Regions from separate parts of the Homo sapiens genome. Here region 2 is linked to region 1. A link is a contact called in ENCODE Hi-C data. All regions are on one chromosome and are shown on one strand. The core of a region is the stretch at or near the end of the contact, and the rest is flanking DNA. Distances in the headings are between cores, read along the strand shown.

Evidence for each region. A loop is a pair of places that touch in the nucleus more often than their neighbours do. Pooled maps may share reads with other maps.
Region 2: a map of ascending aorta shows a loop between it and region 1 (7-fold over the local background). The contact joins the promoter of ASMTL here to the enhancer-like site in region 1. A Hi-C loop is called at or near these places in 8 of 168 maps with a recorded cell type or tissue (ascending aorta, esophagus muscularis mucosa, gastrocnemius medialis and 5 more), 3 of 37 single-sample maps with no recorded cell type and 20 of 50 pooled maps.

The regions. Positions count from the first base shown.
Region 1 is chrX:2,323,629-2,327,237 of GRCh38, reverse strand. The region is part of intron 3 of DHRSX (dehydrogenase/reductase X-linked); the gene reads left to right. The region is part of intron 1 of LOC124905239 (a long non-coding RNA gene); the gene reads right to left. Among named protein-coding and RNA genes, the nearest start is that of DHRSX, 180 kb to the left of the region's middle. Within about 2 kb of position 2,002, at least 14 of the 41 ENCODE cell types and tissues checked have a DNase peak (open chromatin) inside an H3K27ac peak, as active enhancers do; they include ascending aorta, gastrocnemius medialis and sigmoid colon, where a contact is called at or near this core.
Region 2 is chrX:1,451,286-1,454,894 of GRCh38, reverse strand. ASMTL (acetylserotonin O-methyltransferase like) reads left to right here and starts at 1,986. Exons shown (of 13, transcript NM_004192.4): 1 at 1,986-2,147. The coding sequence starts at 2,055.

The DNA.
Region 1 (3,609 bases), core at 753-3,252:
CTGAAGGAGTCAGATCCATTTTGCAGCTTTGCTGCTTGGAACCTTGATGGAATGGCTGAGTACATGGCCGCCAGCGTCACTCATGCACGAAAAGTGTTGTTGAAAGCTAATAGAAACTGAAATCTGGTCGGGCACGGTGGCTCACGCCTGTAATCCCAGCACCTTGGGAGGCTGAGGCGGGTGGATCACCTGAGGTCAGGAGTGCGAGACCAGCCTGGCCAACATGGCGAAACCCCATCTCTACTAAAAATACGAAAAATTAGCCGGGCATGGTGGCAGGCACCTGTCATCCCAGCTACTCAGGAGGCTGAGGCAGGAGAATCGCTTGAACCCTGGAGGTGGAGGTTTCAGTGAGCCGAGATTGCGCCATTATACTCCAGCTTGGGCAACAAGAGTGAAAATCTGCCTGGAAAGAAAAAAAAAAAAAAGAAAAACTGAAATAGAAGATTTCCCTTCCCCCAGTTCACTTTGACTGCGCTAAAGTAATTTCCTTTGAGGGCAGAGAGGACACGGATTGCTTTGGGCATACTTCAAAATGCTACTGTCTCCCTAGGAATATTGCAAAGTGGTTACTTTCCCCCAATAACACACAACTGGATATTTCTTTGATCTTCACCCTGGGAACCTGGTGGAGCTCCCGGAGGTAAAATTTGTGAAAGTACAAGGTCCCCTCTAAGATGGGCCCCCAGAAGTTTTTCTGTTGTTGTTGTTTTTTGAGACAGAGTCTCGCTCTGTCACTCAGGCTGGAGTGCAGTGGTGCGATCTGGGCTCACTACAACCTCCACCTCCCAGGGTCAAGCAATTCTCCTGCCTCAGCCTCCCGAGTAGCTGGGATTACAGGTGCCTGCCACCACGCCCGGCTAATTTTTGTATTTTTAGTAGAGACGGGGTTTCACTATGTTGGCCAGGCTGGTCTCGAACTCCTGACCTCAGGTGATCTGCCCGCCTTGGCCTCCCAAAGTGCTGGGATTACAGGTGCGAGCCACCATGCCTGGCCAGGAGTTTTTAACTTACTTAGGCTTGTCCACTGTCAGCCTGCAGCTGTTTAATAATTACCCTGCAAATGTGTCCATCAGGTGCTGGCTCCAGCAGGAACTCCTAGACAAGCACAATTCCACTTGCCACCTGTCTGTCCAGTCTTCAGGCAGCATTTCGTCTTGTGATCTCTATTTTCTGATGGATCGCAGAGTTGCTGATTTTCAGTATGTTCTGCTCTTTGCCTATTGTGAGGATAGGAATTAAAATGCGCAAGCTCTCTACATGTTAGTGAAGTGGCTACGTTGTCTGGGGTATATACCCTGGGGTTCGTCATTGGGCATCAGGAAAATTTAGGACAAAGACACACACGAGGAGTTTAGGAGTGGAAGTTTAATCAGGAGAAGAGAAAGAGAAATGGTTTTCTCTATAGAGAAAGGGGTCTCCGAGCGGAAAGGACCAGCTGGCACCAAATGTGATGGATTTTATAGTCCAGTTTGAGGAGGCGGTGTCTCATTTACATAGAGCTCAGAGATTGGTTCCATCAAGCATGGCATTTACATAGCCCACAGGAAAGGCTGGTTGCCCACCCTAATCGTTTATGCAAATGGGCTTTGTAGTTGGTCGGGGCTCTCCGAGAGATTGGTTCCATCAAGCATGACATTTACATAGCCCACAGGAAAGGCTGGTTGCCCACCCTAATCGGTTATGCAAATGGGCTTTGTAGTTGGTCGGGGCTCTCGGTCCTGTTTTTCTTACTTTACATGTGGCTGACAAAGAGGAGGGAAGATGGAGCCACTGTCTTGAACGTGTCTAGTCTCTAGTTCCTGCTGGGAAGATGGAGCCGCCGTTTTGAATGTGTCTAGTCCCTAGTTCCTGCCGGGAAGATGGAACCGCCATCTTGAACGTGTCTAGTCCCTAGTTCCTGCCGGGAAGATGGAGCCGCCATCTTGAACGTGTCTAGTCCCTAGTTCCTGCCCGGAAGATGGAGCCGCCATCTTGAACGTGTCTAGTCGTTAGTTCCTCCCGGGAAGATGGAGCCGCCATCTTGAACGTGTCTAGTCCCTAGGTCCTCCCGACATTCACCCGTACAAGCTCCCAGCTGGCTTGTGTATGTCTGCAGCTCGACTTGACAGGCTGTTCATTGTTAGAAAATGACTTGGGGCTGCTTTTCGTTAAAGAGAAAAGCTGCCGGGCGCAGTGGCTCACACCTGTCATCCCAGCACTTTTGGAGGCTGAGGCGGGTGGATCATTAGGTCAGGGGTTCGAGACGAGCCTGACCAGTGAAACCGCGTCTCTACTAAAAAAAAAAAAAACAAAACAAAAATTAGCCGGGCTTGGTGGTGCGTACCTATAATGCCAGCTACTTAGGAGGCTGAGGCAGGCGAATTGCTTGAACCCGGGAGGCGGAGGTTGCAATGAGCGAACATCACGCCACTACACTCCAGCCTGGGCGACAGAGCGGGACTCCATCTCAAAAAAAAAAAAAAAAAGAAAAGAAAAAAGCCTTGCCGAGGACTCCCATACCCTTACTGTCTGCCTAAGTGATTTCTTCTTAACTCCTGTATCACTGGCAGACTCTGAGTTGCCTGTTGGGTGGAGTACTATATTGCCGAGTATCATGACTGTATTAGATGTGAGGGAGACAGTGTGAATAGGACATGGTCCCTGAAGAGCACAGAGCTTTCACCTGGGGCTGGGCGGAGCTTCTGTCCTATCCAGTGTTATGGAACCCTTGCAAGCACAGGTCAAGCAGCTCAAGGGCTGGAAGACGTGCACACAAAATCCAAGGGCAACGTTGGAAAGAGGTTTAGTGTTTCTTAGAAAAATGCCAGAAGGCTGAAGAAGTGGGGGCCCCGAGCAGCTCTGAAGGGTGTGTATGCAATTAAACTGAAGCCAAAGGCTGAGAGAGAGGAGTGAGAGCCGCCTACGGAGCTCTGTGCAGCTTCATCATAAACTCACAGACAGGCTTCATGCAGCGCCGTCTCAGTGCATTCAATGTTTGGATTCCACATGCATGCGTCCTCAACCCCCTTGCAATGCTGTTCTCCTTGGAGGGAAATGGGTCCTTCTTACCCTATCACATGCAGGTATCTGGTCTACCAGATAAATGTGTGAGAAATCACCAACAAAGCAGAAATTACTTTTAATTACAAAGCAGAGTCATCGTAAAACTTTGTGCAAAATCTTTTTTTTTTTTTTTTTCCAGACAGGGTCTCCATCTGTTACCCAGGCTGGAGTGCAGTGGTGTGATCATGGCTCACTGCAACTTCAACTTCCGAGGCTCAGGTGATCCTCACATCTCAGCCTCCCAAGTAGCTGGGATGACAGGTGTGCACCACCACACCCAGCTAATTTTTACTATCTGCTTAAGTCATTTCTTCTTAACCCCTGTATCATTAGAGGAGAAACCGGAAGCCCCTATTTTTGAAATTAGTAACCACCTATCACCTAAAATTCCTCTCATTACTGTGACGATAATGATGATTTTTTCGAGACCGGATCTCACTCTGTCACCCAGGCTGGAGTGCAGTGGTGTGACTGTGGCTCACGACAGCTTCAGCCTCCCGGGCTCGAGTGATCTTCCCACCACAGTGTCTAAAGTAGCTGGGGCTGTAGGTACGCATCATCATT
Region 2 (3,609 bases), core at 737-3,236, 870 kb after region 1:
GAAAAGAAAGAAACAAACAAACAAAAACCTTCACCTGCATGGAGTTTATGTTATATGCAGTACAGTTTATAAACTTATGATTCCTTCTATCGCTTCAAAACGAAGAAAGTTACTTCTCCAAAATTCTGAAATGTGAATCTATGTGCTTTTTAAAATTTTTTTTCAAAAACTCACAATATTGAAAATCAGACATCACATGGTTTAGATGCTTTTTTCCTCTCTTTTATTTGGCTCTTCTGTGACTTCTCTGACTACAGTTTTTCGTTTTCTCCGTAATGTGTTGGACACCCTCGGATGTCATTCCACAGTTAACAAAATTAACTGTAGGATTCCATTTTCTGCATCTACACATCACTGGCATAGGCTCTGGGTATATTATTATTTTTGACATTTTATTTTAAAATCTTTTGAGTCACAAAGGCTGGGGAAACAGTGCCCGGAGTCTCCACGCCACGCTGGGTTTATGTGGAGCAGGTGCGGCTGGGCTCTGGGGTTTAAGAAAAATCCTCGCACAGCTCACGCGCGCCCCCTGCAGCCTGCGGCGCGCAAGGGACCCGCTGCCCTGGAGGTGGGCTCCGTTTAGGGAGGGAAGGCACAGCCGGGCGTCCCCCACCTCACAGCGCCCGCCCTGGTCCCATCCCTGCGCCCCCAGCACCGCGCCCCCAGGGGGTCCCCACGCCGCGCCCATCACCACGCCCGCGCGGATCCCCAGTGTCCACGCCCCTCCCACAAGGACCCCCACCTTCTCCACGCCCCTCCCACCAGGCACGCGGGGACCCCCCCCCCACCCATCTCCCCGCCCTTCCCACCCGGCCCGCGGGGACCCCCATATCCATACCCCTCCGAGCATTCTCGCGGGGACCCTCATCTCCAAACCCCTCCCACCATCCCCGCGGGGATCCCCATCTCCACGCCCCTCCCACCAGGCCCGTGGACACCCCCATCTCCACGCCCCTCCCACCAGGCCCGTGGACACCCCCATCTCCACGCCCCTCCCACCAGGCCCGTGGACACCCCCATCTCCACGCCCCTCCCACCAGGCCCGTGGACACCCCCATCTCCACGCCCCTCCCACCAGGCCCGTGGACACCCCCATCTCCACGCCCCTCCCACCAGGCCCGTGGACACCCCCATCTCCACTCCCCTCCCACCAGGCACGAGGACATCCCCATCCCCACGCCACTCGCACCGGGTCCGCGGGGAACCCCCTATCTCTACCTTCCCCGACGCGGCTCCCACAAGACCCCCATCTCTGCGCCGGGCCCCTCCACGTGCGGGTAAGAACCCCCCACCCCCACAACTGCCCACAACCGCAGCTGCGGAAACCCAGCATTTCCACTCCCCACGCCGCGCCTGCAAGGAACCCCAAGTATCCACGCCAGCCTTTCCTCCCCGGGACCCCGCAGCTGCCTGCGCCATTGCAGGTCTTGGCGCCGCAGGCGGGGTGGGGAGGGGCGGGGCGAGCGCCGGGGGCGGGGACGGGGCCCGGGAGGCGGAGCTGGGGGCGGTGCTTCACCAAGCGGCCGGGGCGGTGCCCGGGGGGGAGGCGGGCGGGGGTGTGGCCTGGGCGTGGCCTCACGGGGAGCTCAATGGCGGCGTGGCATGGGCGTGGCCTGGCGGAGAGGGCAAGGAGGTGTGGCCTGGGCGTGGCCTGGCGGAGCGGTCAATGGCGGCGTGACATGGGCGTGGCCTGGCGGAGAGGGCAATGGAGGTGTGGCCTGGGCGTGGCCTGACGGAGAGGGCAATGGAGGCGTGGTCTGGGCGTGGTCTCAGGGGAGATCAATGGGGCGTGACATGGGCGTGGCCTGGTGGAGAGGGCAATGGAGGTGTGGCCTGGGCGAGGCCTGACGGAGTGTTCAATGGAGGCGTGGCCTGGGCGCGGTCTCGCGGGGAGGCCACTGAAGGCGCGGACTGGGCGTGGCCTCGCGGAGGCGGGCGGGGGCGTGGCCTCGCGGAGGCGGGACTCTGGCCGCCTGTTTTTTTTGCAGCCGCGCTGCGCGCACCGCGGGCTCCGGGCTCAGAAGTGCGGACGCCCGGCTCCCGGCGTGGACGCCATGGTGCTGTGCCCGGTGATTGGGAAGCTGCTGCACAAGCGCGTGGTGCTGGCCAGCGCCTCCCCACGCCGTCAGGAGATCCTCAGCAACGCGGTACGGCCTGGGCCTGGGCGGGGCAGGGGACCGGGGACGGAGGGGCTGAACCCCGGAGGGCCCAGCGACTCAGGAACTCTAGGGATAGGGATGGGAGAGTGACCCGAGACCCTTAGGGATGGGGGAGGGGAGAGTGTCCCGGGACCTCCAGGGATAGGGTTGGGGAGAGTGACCCGGAACCTCTAGGGATGGGGGAGGGGAGAGTAACCCGGAACCCCCTAGGCATGGGGGTGGGGAGTGACCTGGGTCCCCATAGGGATGGGGGAGGGGATCGTAACCCGGGACCCCTAGGAATGGGGAGGGTAGAGTGACCCAGGACCGCTAGGGATGGGGACAGCAGAGTGACCCCGGAGCCCCATGGATGGGGATGAGGAGAGTAACCCGGGACCCCCAGGCATGGGGATGGGGAGAGTAACCCGGGACCTCCAGGGTTGGGGATGGGGAGAGTAAGCCGAGACCCCCCCTAGGGATGGGGGTGGGGGAGTAACCCGGGACCCCTAGGGATGGGGGAGAGGAGAGTAACCCGGGACCCCCAGGCATGGGGATGGGGAGAGTAAGCCGAGACCCCCAGGAATGGGGTTGGGGAGAATAACCCGGGACCCCTAGGGATGGGGTTGGGGAGAGTGACCCAGGACCCCCTAGGGATGGGGGAGGGGAGAGTAACCCGGGACCCCCCTAGGGGTGGGGGAGGGGAGAGAAACCCGGGACACCTTAGGGATGGGGTTGGAGAGAGTAACCTGTAACCTGGGACCCCCTAGCGATGGGGGTGGGGAGAGTAACCCAGGACGCCCTAGGCATGTGGTTGGGGAGAGTGACCCGGGACCCCCTAGGGATGGGGAGGGAGGAGTGACCCAGGACCGCTAGGGATGGGGACAGCAGAGTGACCCCGGAGCCCCATGGATGGGGATGGGGAGAGTAACCCGGGACCCCCAGGCATGGGGATGGGGAGAGTAACCCGGGACCTCCAGGGTTGGGGATAGGGAGAGTAAGCCGAGACCCCCCTAGGGATGGGGGTGGGGAGAGTAACCCGGGACCCCTAGGGATGGGGGAGAGGAGAGTAACCCGGGACCCCTAGGAATGGGGAGGTCAAGTGACCCGGGACCCCCCTAGGGATGGGGGTGGGGAGAGTGACCCGAAACCCCTAGGCATGGGGTTGCAGGGAGTGACCCAGAACCCCCTAGGAATGGGGATGGGAGAGTAACCTGGGACCCCCTAGGGATGGGGGAGGGGAGAGTAAGCCGGGATCCCCCTAGGGATGGGGGTAGGGAGAGTAACCCGGGACCCAAAAGGATGAGGGAGGGGAGAGTGACCTGGAACCCCTAGGCATGGGGTTGGGGAGAGTGACCCAGGACCCCCTAGGGATGGGGGAGGGAAGGGTGACCCGGGACCCCCAAGGAATGGGGAGGGGAGAGTGACCCAGGACCACCTAGGGATGGGGAAGGGGAGAGTAACCCAGGACCCC